Linked DNA regions of Homo sapiens: region 1 is linked to region 2. The links are chromatin contacts, found by Hi-C or POLR2A ChIA-PET in ENCODE. All regions are on one chromosome and are shown on one strand. The core of a region is the stretch at or near the end of the contact, and the rest is flanking DNA. Distances in the headings are between cores, read along the strand shown.

Region 1 (6,487 bases), core at 1,084-3,583, 82 kb before region 2:
TAACCGCTCGGCCAGGCATGGTGGCTCACGCCTGTAATCCCACCACTTTGGGAGGCTAAGGCAGGTGGATCGCTTGAGGTCAGGAGTTTGAATGAGACCAGCGTGGCCAACACAGCAAAACCCCGTCTTTACTAAAGTTACAAAAATCAGCCAGGCATGGTGGTGTGCACTTATAATACCAGCTACTCAGGAGGCTGAGGCAGGAGAATCGCTTGAACCCGGGAGGTGGAGGTTGCGGTAAGCCAAGATCACACAACTGCACTCCAGCCTGGATGACAGAGTGAGGCTCCATCTCAAAAAAAAAGTTAACTGCTGTGGTCCTCAACTTGCCATTTGTGCTCCAAAGACCACCACAGAAGATAGTACCCATCCTTGTGAAGCTAAGGGGGGACTAACCTTACCCCAAATTATGATGGTTTTTAACACTTTCGGATCCCATTTATGTGTGCTAAAGAACTTGTACTCACAAGGGTTATTTCACTTAAGCCTCACGTCACTGAGGCTTAGATACTCAGTTCAGTAGCTCCCAAGTAGTGGGGTTGGGCTTCAAACTCTGGCCCTGTGTGACTCCTGAGCCCTGTCTGGAATCTCCTTCCCCTTGTTTCAAACGCTTTACAGCAGAAGAAAAACAGTTTCTAGATAATAGATGAAAACAGATGAAGCCGCAGGTATAATTAGGAGAGGAGGAGGCTGGGAAGATGGAGGTGGAGTCAACCATTTAGCAGCTGACACGACCGTGTGGGAGTGGTTTAACACCTGACTTCCCCTCTGGGTTCCAGGGATCAGACAAGATCAGTTAATTATGAAGCATCATGCCAATTCGAAGAATGATTACCTAATCTTTCAGATTAATATAAAAAAGGAGAACGGCTCTGTCTCTACATGGTACACGCCTGGGGTATGACTGGGTGTGATAACCTCTGAACATGCCACTCTGTGAGGTCAAGGTACAGAGATTAGGACTCTTGAATATGGAAAGGCCAAGGCTGGAAGCTGAGATGGTCACCATTTGGAGAACCATGAGGTGTAGAGAGAGAATTCAAGATTCATGTTCTAAATTCCATTGCTGAAACTTAGCAGTCCCAGATTTCAGAATGAACAGCTGAACAGTTGCCCTGTTCAGAGTAAAACATTGTGGAACTCCACAGAGAAAGGACACAGGTAAAAACATAAGCATCTTCAAAAAATAATGATGAGAGTTCTACAGTTTGTTTTGTTGTTGTTGTTGTTGCTTTTTTGGTTTTTTTTTGAGACAGAGTCTCACTCTGTTGCCCAGGCTGGAGTGCAGTGGCATGATCTCAGCTCACTGAAACCTCCACCTTCTGGGTTCAAGCAATTCTCATGCCCCAGCCTCCCGAGTAGCTGGGATTACAGGTGCATGCCACCACGCCTGGCTAATTTTTGTATAAAAATAGAGTAAGAAAGTACTCTAAAAAGTAGAGACGAGGTTTCACCATGTTGCCCAGGCTGATCTCGAGCTCCTGACCTCAAGTGATCTGCCCACCTCGGCCTCCCAAAGTGCTGGGATTACAGGCATGAGCCACTGTGCCGGCCTACAATCAGTTCTTAAGAGAAAAAAGAAAAGCGCTTTGTGGATACATTCAGAACTTTTTGAGACTGACATTGAAAAGAACAATTCCCCTCCTTATTGTTCCTAGAGATGTCGTTAACAGAAACAAAATCTAATTTTTGCATATGCTGGTTTGTGTCCTCCAGAGTTCAATACTTTGGGCCTGATTTTTCTCCAGGAAAAAAAAATTATATAGATATAGATATAGATATCTGTCTTACTCAAGTATTTGAATGTGTGTGAACCATTTTTTCAACTTGTCAACACTATTTGTAGCTGGTTTTTTTTTTAAATCTACAGTCAGATATATATACAGGGAGAAAAAAAATCCGAATTCTCCAATCAAAACAAAAAGCACTAGGGCGTTCAGGGAGCCATCATTTCCAGAATTGGAGACAAAGGTTTGGAAAGAAAATAGAAATGTTGGGCAGTACAAGAAGTGTTCCTTCCATTATATATACTTTTTGACATTGAGGGTTTTCAGAGCTACATTCCTCCAACAGATGTCATAAATTTTGTGTGTCAAACAATGAATGAAACTATGTTGAGAGTTCACTAATATGAATGTAACTTTTGCCAAATTTTTGACAAATGGGCATCAACCCTGAGGAAAAGGCTGCTTTCTGCTGCCTGTGAGAGTTTTCTTTCCATTTGTTACCAAAGCCATGGAGAACCAAGGGTCGAGTCAAGGCCATATCAGGACCTGCCAAGGCTGTTGCCCTAAACTGAAAACGCTGATTCAGAACTGGAAGGAGCCTTAAGATCATCGAGGACAGAGAAAAACGAGACCTAGAAAGATTTAGTGGTTTGCTCCGAGTCATCCAGCCCCCGTCAAGGCGGGCAGTGCAGCGTGGGGCCTGGAAACCAGAGGCACTGGTTTTGCATCCGCTCCCTGCTCACAGACCGGCCCAGGTTAATGTTGCCATCTGGGCGTTGATTTCTCCATCCCTGAAGGAGGTGGTTTCACTGCCCCTCTCCACGTGCCCACTCACTTCCTCAGGGCTGAGAACCGAATGGGGCAATGTGTGTAGAGTCCCTCTTCTGTTCCTTAGCCCCAATCCTTTTTTTTTTCACCTGCATTAGGTCCTTAGGGAAACTGAAAGTAACTTTTTCCTTTTGAAATGAAAATCCCCAGTACCACTGCCCGGGAGGATATTCACTGCAAGGCCATGGTACCCCACAAGTGGCCCGGAAAGAAAGCTCAAGTCACAGTTTCGAAGTTTGTTTTTGAGTTGTTAATCACCTGCGCACAGGAGGCAAAGAATGTTTCAAAGTAGTAGATTCAAATCTCACATGGAAGCTAAAGGCTGGCTCTGTTGTAAGTTTCTGTTACTCCATTCTCAAACTGCATTTGGATTTGTTGCTTCATGGAAGCCAACAGAACACTGCTCTTAGGCCTGGCATCGGATGTAAATGAAGGCAGTTCAGCCCTTATTTATTCTAGAGAAGCCACGAGGCAGATCCTGTGGAGCCGTGGAATCCACTGTCTCCAGAGGGAAGCTAATGACCGGGAAGGTGAAAGATGCTTTGTCTGTGGCAGGGAAGCAGTTGTTGTGTCTCCGGAGGGGCCGGCTGGGCACAGGGGGGCCGGAGGAGCAGAAGAGTTGGCTCCTCTTGGCGGATGCTGCATGGGGATGGGGTCAGAGGGGACAGCACACATCATGATGGTAAGTCCTGGTCTGTTTTCAACTCCAGAGACACTCAGAAAGGATTTGGAATGCTGCCTTTCCAGTGGGACTCTTGGTTAGACTCATGACTCCAGTGTTAAACTCCCAGATGCCTGCACTGGTATAATATAGCCCTTCGGCCTTCTGGTGAGCTGGGATTCGATGGGCTGCCCACATCCTGCACCTCCACTCCCCCACCTCACCCCAAAGTCCACTTCCTCTATGAAAACCACCCTTCACAATGAAACACTTGCCAAGGAACTGCTTGAATCGTGCTGTGGTCAAGGACGCCTTTATCTGAAGTGAGCCCCATCACTATTCCCAAAAGGATTAAGTATAGTTGCCCAAAGCCCAGTGATGTAAATATTAGAAATGGGAACCCACACCCAGGCAGTAGGGGCTTTTGTTTTTGAAGGGGATGCTGGCTTCCTAGGAATGGCCAAAGCATACCTGCATCTCAGAAGCCTGAGCCAGCGGGAAGTGATTAACCCCTGGGTTACTCAGCTCGAAGCCTGTCATTCCCATGATTTGTTTTCCTGCTATCTTCACACAAAGCACTCCTTTCCAGAACACTCCGGGACTGTCTGCCTAGCACCTTCCGGAGAAATTAAAAAGAGCAAAGGCAGAATAATTTGCCTAAGAATAGGAATGTCAAGAAAATGTGCCTCAACAAAGAGTTGCTAGGCTCAAATCCTGGCCAAACTGTTCATCTCTCTTCAGTTGTTAACCCTCTACTTGAAAACTTCCTATCCGCCATGCCTCCTTTTTCTGGCTTTCGTTCTTCCCTTCTGGCTACAATTTTTTGTTACTCTAATCTCTTGTTCTGCTCACTTTCTCTCAGACACAGAGCTTCCATATTGTCTTCTAGTAACTAAAATTATGAAAGTTAAGATTCATAATTTTGCCTACAAGACAAATTGTATTTCCATTTAAGAATGTTTTACAGTATTTTGGGGACTGTATTTTGGGCTCAGATGGGCCGGAGGAGTAGAAGAGTCAGCTCCTCTTGGCAGATGCTCTGTGGGGCTGGGGGCTGAGAAGCCAGCAAACATCATGATGGCAAATCCTGGTCTGTTTTCAAGGTTGGGGGTTATAGGACAATACAGACAAAGTATAATAGACGTCTTGCCCTCAAGGAGTCTATGGAAGCAACTGAATATGTGCACAAACGCACTAAAAAATAATAAAACAGGATATGATTACATGGCAAATAGACAGTAAATGATACAAGACTGCATGGAAACAGATGTCATGCCCCCTTCCTGGTAGATTTCTAACCATCTAAAACCAGTAGAAAAGGCTCTCCTGGGCATGCTCTATAATTTTCTCAGGGGTACTCCAGCCACAGGCAAATCACCACTCACCCCGGCCTCTCAAATCTTAGAAACAAGAGCTCTGCTAGTTTAAAAATGCTTTGGTTTTACTACTTACTCTGGCTACGAAATTTTTTGTTCATAATTGTAGCTTTTTTCTACCAAATTCTCATTTTAAAATCCTCCCCTCTTACCCACCTCTCATTCCTTGCTGTAGGCCATGTAGTTGTGTTCTGTTTGTTTGTTTGTTTGTTTGTTTGTTTTTAAACTTTTGGTCTTACCATACCTTTGCTTTAATCCTAGAGCATCTGTTAAGCTTTAAAGGAAAGAGCATAAATGAATGCACACATATACTCTTAGAGCCTATAAAATCAGCTTCCTACTCCACCAGGGAGGTCTGAAGGAGCCTTTGGTTTCTGGTAAAGCAAATGGATGAGGATCGCCGCTAACATTCACTTCTCCCACGAGAAGCCTCCCCAGGCTGATTGCTATAGTCGCTAGTGCAGACAGCGACCTGATCTGCTCAGGCTGCCAGACTTCAGAAGCCTCAGCCAGGTTCAGAGCCTCCCTAATCCTAATGGGCTAGGAGCCCTGGGTGTCTCCAGATAACCCATTTTCCAGCCTTCCAAGAAAGAGGAGTAGTGGGGCAGTGGGCGAGAGAGAATTGGGTTTCAGTGCTGTTTTAATGTAAACTGCTGGGGGCTGGGAGCTCCCCTTTTGCTCTCCTTGTTTTGGTTCCTACCCCAGAAACATAAAGTATTACTGATAAACATGGATAATTAAATTTGGATAAAAACTACTTGAACCTGAAGAGTTCATTCCAATTTGTATAACAGCAATTGATGTGGGTTGTGTATTTAAAGGAATATTTAAATTTCATGCAGCAATTTGCAAGTTCAAATGAAAAGCTATTTGGCACATTTGGATACTGGGTTGCAAGGGAAATAAGCAAAATGTACACATGAGGTACATGCCATCATATAATTGTGTACATTTTTTATTTGTCACAAAGCATTATAAAAACAATAGAGAAAAACTATGAAGGAAAAAAAAGGTCACCACTGGGAAAAAAAAAAACTTATTTTCCATATGTTTTGCCTGTGTGTTTATGGAAGGCTTTTTATTCAAAATTTTGGTTTTTATTCAAAAAACTTTGCATAAACATCTTCCTGTGTTGCTTCACCTAGTCTTCTGGTTAATGTGCCATAATTTGTTCTCCTCTTTTTGATCACTGGGTTTTTCTAATTTTTTGTTCTCACAACTAGGACTGATGGGAGATTTTTTTGTAATACAGATATTTTCTGACATGTAAGAAATGAAAACATACACTTAAAAAAAACTATTTCATTTAAGCACAGACATACCCTAAATATAGTGTTAAGTTGTTTCTTAACTATGTGGTGATTCCTGCTCCGGCCTGGACTCCAGCCTGGAGAGCCCTTTTTTGATTTCCAGGCCTCAGGTTCTTAAAAGAGAAGCAAAACAACTTTTCCCAAACTGGTGTGGTAAAGCCTTTAAGAAATCTAGTTCCGGCCGGGTGCAGTGGCTCACGCCTGTAATCCCAGCACTTTGGGAGGCCAAGGCAGGTGGATCACCTGAGGTTGGCCTGTCGGCCTGACCAACATGGAGAAGCCCCTTCTCTACTAAAAATACAAAATTAGCCGGGCGTGGTGGCACATGCCTGTAATCCCAGCTAATCAGGAGGCTGAGTCAGGAGAATCGCTTGAACCTGGGAGGCAGAGGTTGCAGTGAGCCGAGATCGAGACACTGCACTCCAGCCTGGGCAACAAGAGCGAAACTCCACCTCAAAAAAAAAAAAAGAAGAAAGGAAAAGAAATCTAGTTCCACACGTTATCCCTTTCCCGCTCCCTCATCTGTGCTGCTCCCCCAACAAAAACACACAAACTTGAGCTTTAAGACATGCCTTCACCGCAGCC
Region 2 (6,749 bases), core at 785-3,284:
ACTGCAAGGTCAAGAGTATAAATATATCCATTTGAACAGGCCATTCTTTACTGAAAGCACACAATGAAAGATAAGTTATTTTGGTAATCATTAAGATTTCTTTAAACTTTTCAGTGAAGATAGAGACATTTATAATCATCAATCTCATCACTGGGTTGGAGAATGCCAAATGATATACCTTCTGTGAGTCTGGCCTTTCCTCCTGTAGGCTGGCACAACACTGTTGAACAACCTACACAAAGAACCACTGTCTGAGCATGGCTGAAAACCGTGGTGATCTTGTAGCAACCTAAAAAAAAAAAAAGGCAATGTTAAAAATGAAAAGCAGAGGAAAACAGCACCTGTTCGACATTTCTGGTAATATGTAAAAAAATCAGTAACTTCAGTGCTATGAAACAGCAAGCCACATGTGTAACATAAACTTTTCTAGCAGCGACACAAAATTTTTTAAAAACAGGTAAAATCAATAATATATTTCATTAAACTTAATATTTCCAAAATATCATTTCAACATGTAATCAATGTATTTTTTTTCTGTGCTACATCGTCAAAATCCAGTGAGTATTTTACAATTAAAGAACATCTCTATTTTGAGTATCCACATTTTGATTATCCACAAGTGCTCAGTAGCCACATTCAGCTAATGGCCATTGTATTGGGCAGCACAGCTTTAGACTGAAGAATCAACAGACTTTTCTTTGTATCATGAAACAGAAAACTCATCGTCTGAAGAGCTTAAAGACTTGCTAAGTCAAATGGCATATCTCCTTTGAATGCCTGTTTTCACTTACCCCGAAATGTTTCTACAATGGTTTCAGTACATTTATTATGAAAATGTCCCTGACATTTCCAATTCTGTAATCCCACTTCTACTCAACAGAGGGTTCTAATGTATCTTAACTATACACACCACACTAGCAATCCCTACAGAAATTTTCTTTAGTAAAGGAATTAAGATTTCAAATTTTACCTGGACATTTTACATCCATAAAGTAAGAATTTGGACTTTGTACTAGGCGTTTCTTTTTATGTTTTTTCTTTTCCTCTTCCAAGGACGGATGTAGTAAATCTCTAGCCAACTGAACAAAGAAGCATATTATTACTATTAGTTTTAAACCACAACGCTGGCACATTTAACCATACGTGAAATATACATGCAAAAACAGGAATAACGGTCATCCTCGGCAGAAGCAACACGTCAGATAGTAAAGTTATTTTTCGAAACCTGTTAATAACTTTCATCAGTACTTTTCATAATACTTGTGTTCTCCAAGTCCCTAGAAAAGGGCTTTCGCACGATCAGGAAACATATGGTAAGGCAAACTTTGTCCTTCTTTACTCAACTGCGTAATGAACTGTCTTCGATGAAAACTGCGCGAAGTCGAGGTGCTAAGCAAAGAAAGTGACCCCGACTGTGGACTCGCTTAGAGTAGAAACTGCTGAAGTAGACCAGACAACGTCAGCGCCTGGGTGATTTTTGCTCCTGTGGCTCAACAGCTGATCTGACAGGAATTCTTGCTGAGCGACCGTCCTTGACGGAATTAATATATAAGGCAACAACGAGGACAGTTTTTAAAAAAGGAAAACAAGTAGGAAATCGCTTCCGAAAGAAGGCAGAGGGGGCGAGAAACACCAATCACTGGGAAAGCCAAAAGACCCAAAGATCACAACCTCAGGGGCATCCTCAAAGACCAAGACCGCTCATAAGCTACACAGAGAACTGTTCCCCTCCCAGCCACCGCCTCTGAATTGCAGCCCACGCCCCTGCAGGGCCAGCCGCGCCGCGGTGACCGGGCAAGTCACTACATGCCCGCCACGCGCGAAGACGCTGCGCAACCTGAGCCGCCTCGCCACTCTCGGACACTACAGGCCCGAGAGGCAGCCGGACTCATCCGTCCCATATGACTCTCGGTAAAGAAGCCCAAAACAAACCCGGAGCCCGATGTAAACAACTCACAGGCATGTTGATCCTCTTGCAAGCTCAGCCCTACCAGACCTCCCAGCCCACACAGCTAGCAAGCTGCAAGCGATCTGCGCTCGGCATCAACTTCCGGGATAGAAGCTGCTGGGAGGAGCGGCGGGGCGGGCTTGTCTGCTCTAGGCCCTCCTCTCGGTGGTAGGGGGACGCCGCAGCAGGGTACTCGGGTCCAGGGCGCAGGGAAGACCCGGGGATGGTGAGCGTTCCAGGGTGCCAAGTCCCGTGGGTCTAACGGGCTTGTTGGCGAGCGCCGCGGGCTCTGCAGTGCCTGAGGCCAGAATCTGGCTGGGGAGCGGCCTCGGGCTTAGGCCATGGCGAGGGAGCGCCCGCGGCCACCGGGGCCGGCGCCACCCCGGAACCCGGCGGGCCGCTCAGCCCCCGGCCCCCTGGCCCGGCCGCTCTCGGTTAGCTCTGGGGGTGGGCACACGGGGCAATGCCACTATTCTCTTCTTTTGTGTATTAAAAAATACAGTATTATTAACCATTAATACGTGCCAGAGAGATTATGAAAGAGGCTCGTATCCTTTTGGCTTCCCTTTTCAAGGCGCAGATTTCGAAGTTTTCTGCGGGGTATGGCTGTGCCTTAGGTTTGCTTTGTTCTGAAAAAAAGTTTTTAAAACAGCACGGATTCGCTGCTGTGCCTCATTCACTAAGAGGCCCCACCCCTTCCGAGGATTACTCGTCCTTTGCAGAGTGGACAACTAGGGGGCCTGAGAAAGGCGAATGTCACCGATGACCGAACATGAGTCTTTATCATTATTATTATTTGAGACAAGGTCTCGCTTTTTTGCCCAGGCTGGAATGCAATGGTGCCATCACAGCTCACTGCAGCCTCGACCTCCTGGGCTCAAGCGATTCTCCCGCCTCAGCCTCCCGAGTAGCTGGGACCACAGGAACACGCCATTATTCTTTTTTTTTTTTTTTTTTTCCTTGGAGACAGGGTCCTGCTATATTGCCCAGGCTTGTCTCCAATTCCTAGGCTCAAGAAGTCCTTCCACCTCAGCCTCCCAAGTAGTTGGGACTACCGGCGCGTGACAGCATGCTCTATTTTTGAGGAGGAAACTCTATGCTTGAAAAATGGGTGTCATGGGCGACCAAAAGGCAAGAAACCAGAAAGACACTTTACCAGAAAATTGGTCTAACTGGATTTTTTTTTTTTTTTTTTTTTTTTTTGGCAGAGTCTTGCTCTGTCACCCAGGCTGGAGTACAGTGGCGCGATCTTGGCTCACTGCAACCTCCGCCTCCTGGGTTCACGCGATTCTCCTGCCTCAATCCTCCCAAGTACCTGAGATTACAGGTGTCCATCACCATGTCCGGCTACTTTTTGTGTTTTTAGTAGAGACGGGGGATGGTGGGGGGGGGGTTCACTATGTTGGCCAAGCTGGTCTCGAACTCCTGACCTCAAGTGATCTGCCCGCCTTGGCCTCCCAAAGTGTTGGGATTACAGGCGTGAGCCACCGCGTCCCGCCCTGACTTGATGTTCTTAATCACCTTATTTGTCTTTGCAAAAAGGATACATGTATAATATACATTTTGGGAAATGCAGAAAAATAGAAGAAAATTTACCATCTGTAAATAAACATTTTTAACTTTTGACCTATATCCTTCCCAATATTTTTTACTCTCTTGGATATAGGTTTATTTTGGGTTTTGACTTAACCTAATTGGGATCATCTTGTGCATAATCTTTTGTAGACTTGAATTTTCCTCCCACTTACTATAAAATGAGCATCACTCCATGTCACTACATATTCTTTTTTTTTTTTAAATAAGGTCTCACTGTGTTGCCCAGGCTGGAGTGCAGTGGCACAATCTTGGCTCACTGCAGCCTCGACCTCCTGGGCTCAAGCAATTGTCCCCCCTCAGCCTCCTGAGTAGTTGGGACTGCAGGTACAAGCCACCACGCCTGGCTAATTTTTGTAATGTTTGTAGAGATGGGGTTTCGCCATGTTGCCCAGGCTGGAATATTCTACATTATGCTTCTTAATGGGCATATAGCATTTGTCCTGTGACTATATATATTTTCACTTCAGCCATACACTAAATTGGGCATTAGGTTTGGGTTTTTAAATATTTGATACTTAAAAATTAATAAAAATTGGTGAATATTAAATATTTAATGTATATAAGTATATAGAATAATACAATTGTATACACAGAATAGTGGCCCCCAAAGACATCAGTGGCCTAATCCTCAGAACCTTTAGTTACATGGCAAGTGGAATAAAGGTTGCTGATTAGCTGATTTAATCTAGAAGGAGTATCCTGGATTATCTGTGTAGGCCCAGTGGAATCACAAGGGTTCTTGAAAGTGGAAGAGGAAGACAGAAGAGCGAGAAGGAGATGTGGTAATGGAAGGTCTGAGAGGTGCTATGTTGATGGCTTGTAGATGGAAGAGGGCCATGAGCCAAGGAATGTGGGCAGCGTCTAGAAGCTGGAAAAGGCAAGGAAATGGACTCCCTCCTGGATCTCCCAAAGAGGGACACAGCCCTGCCAACATCTCAACTTTAGCCCAATAAGACCTGGCTCAGACTTCTGTCCAGAACTGTAAGATAATAAATTTGTCTTGTTGCCTGTAATTTCAGCACTTTGGGAGGCCAAGGTGGGCAGATCATCTGGGGTCAGGAGTTCGAGATCAGCCTGGCCAACATGGTGAAACTGCGTCTCTACTAAAAATACAAAAATTAGCCGGGCGTGGTGGCACACACCTGTAGACACCAGCTACTTGGGAGGCTGAGGCAGGGGAATTGCTTGAACCTGGGAGGCAGAGGTTGCAGTGAGCGGAGATGGCGCCAATGCACTCCAGCCTGGGCAACAGAGCGAGACTCTGTCTCAATAAATAAATAAATAAATAAATAAATAAATAAATAAATACATTTATGTTGTTTTAAGCCATTACATTTATGGTAATTGATTACAGCAACAATAGAAAATTAATGCAATAAATGAAGATCCATGTACCCACTACCTAGCTCTGTCAAAGCTTAACATTCAGTACTCCCTCCCAGCAACTTTTCATTATTAACGCTACAATAAACATTTTTATAGATACGTTTTTGTGTTTGTCCTCATTCCCTTAGGATAAATTCCTGGAGGAGGAATTGCTGAGTCAAAAGTTATGCACATTTTAAGGTTTGTAATATAAACTGCCAAATTACCCTCCAGAAAAGCGAAACCAATTTATTTTCCAGATATAAATGTATGTGAATGTCCCTTTCTTTGCACCCTTGATAATACTGGATATTTTGTTTTTCCCTATCTCAATCCAGAAGAACTATTGTTTTGAACTAATACTTTGTCATATTTCATTGTTGTTGTAATTAATATTTTCCATATGCTTATTGGCCATTAGCATTTTTCTACTTTTGTTTTCTTGTGTTTTTGAAACAGGGTCTTGCTCTATTGCCCAGGCTGGAGTGCAGCATCAAACTCCCAGCCTCAAGCAATCCTCCTGCCTCTGCCTCTCAGAATGCTGGGATTACACTGTGACACACTGTGCCCTGCCTAATTTTATTTTTTGATAATTTGTTTTAATCATGCAGAAGTTTTTAATGTTATATATTCACACACACACATACATATTTCAAATTTATTGCTTTTTTCCCTTTTGCTATTGTGTTTAGAGAGGACTTGGTCACTGTAGGATTAACTGAATATTTGCCGTTGCTTTCTTCTAATTCTCTTGTGATATTTATTCTTTAACTTTTTAATTAAGTTGGAATTTATTTTGGCACTTCATGTATCATAGGTCTCAGAACAATTTCTGATTATTAGGCCTAGTTATGGCTTCAGTTCTTGTTAACTAATGCCCGGTGTAGTGTCAAAATCCTCCAGCCTCTCAGACACTCACAGGCAGCCTGAGAAATAAAATTTTCCAGGTCAAGAAGACCTGGACTCTAATTACAACTCTGCCTCCTCCTCCAAAGCTCAGTTTCTCCTAAAATGTTTTCAGGCCCCTGCACTGATGGCAGATGGAGGGCCCTGGAGTCCCTTTACACTTGGCACCCTGCTCTCAGGGATCCTGCAGAAGGAGCTCCCACCTGGCTTTCCAAAGAACTGTAGAGCACCAGTCAAAATCCTATTTACTGCCCTGAGAACTTTCCATCCATTCTAGCTGGCCAGGTCTAAGTAGGTGCCACTGAAACCTTCCATTTGGCACTGGCTCCCTTCACCTCAGAAGGGTGTGGGGGCCATCTCTACTCCCATCTCCCTTTACCAAATTCTTTTTTTTTTTAGATGGAATTCCAGGCTGGAGTGTAGTGGTCCCGATCTCGGCTCACTGAAACATCTGCCTCCTGGGTTCAAGTGATTCTTGTGCCTCAGCCTCCCAAGTAGCTGGGACTACAGGTGCACGCATCATGCCCAGCTAATTTTTGTACTTTTAGTAGAGACGAGGTTTCACCATGTTGGCCAGGCTGGTCTCAAACTCCTGACCTCAGGTGATCCGCCCACTTCGGCCTCCCAAAGTGCTGGGATTACAGGTGTGAGCCACTGCGCCCAGCCTCCCTTTACCAACTTCTAGTGCTGATAAAACACATAGGTGTTCGGACAGGCTAAGCCGGGAACCCAACTAGTGCTAAATTTCAGGCCCCAAGTGCTGCTCTAAATAAATCAGATCCCCAGCTTTCCCCTGGACTGAAGTTTTTCAATGCCTATGCCCTTTTCCCAGAAAGATGATCAAGGGTTTAGTTTAGTTTTGCTTTTAAGAAATTCAGGCCAGGCGCAGTGGCTCATGCCTATAATCCCAGCACTCTGGGAGGCCGAGGCGGAT

Evidence for each region. Hi-C counts contacts between places; a loop is a spot of excess contacts on that map. ChIA-PET counts read pairs that join two places held with the same protein, here RNA polymerase II (POLR2A). Pooled maps may share reads with other maps.
Region 1: a loop to region 2 is called in a map of chondrocyte, with 2.4 times the contacts of the local background. The contact joins the enhancer-like site here to the promoter of RPS27L in region 2. A Hi-C loop is called at or near these places in 1 of 168 maps with a recorded cell type or tissue (chondrocyte) and 1 of 50 pooled maps. POLR2A ChIA-PET finds 5 or more read pairs at or near these places in 10 of 52 experiments (A549, AG04450, Caco-2 and 7 more).

What each region holds. Positions count from the first base shown.
Region 1 is chr15:63,073,072-63,079,558 of GRCh38, forward strand. No RefSeq gene overlaps it. Among named protein-coding and RNA genes, the nearest start is that of TPM1-AS, 27 kb to the left of the region's middle. RefSeq lists enhancers at 5,679-6,356, 6,357-6,487. Within about 2 kb of position 2,334, at least 4 of the 41 ENCODE cell types and tissues checked have a DNase peak (open chromatin) inside an H3K27ac peak, as active enhancers do.
Region 2 is chr15:63,155,443-63,162,191 of GRCh38, forward strand. It overlaps RPS27L (ribosomal protein S27 like), which reads right to left and starts at 2,035. Exons shown (of 4, transcript NM_015920.4): 1 at 1,958-2,035; 2 at 971-1,079; 3 at 179-289. The coding sequence starts at 1,963. RefSeq lists enhancers at 775-1,974, 1,259-1,348, 1,499-2,158, 1,554-2,127 and a silencer at 2,309-2,408.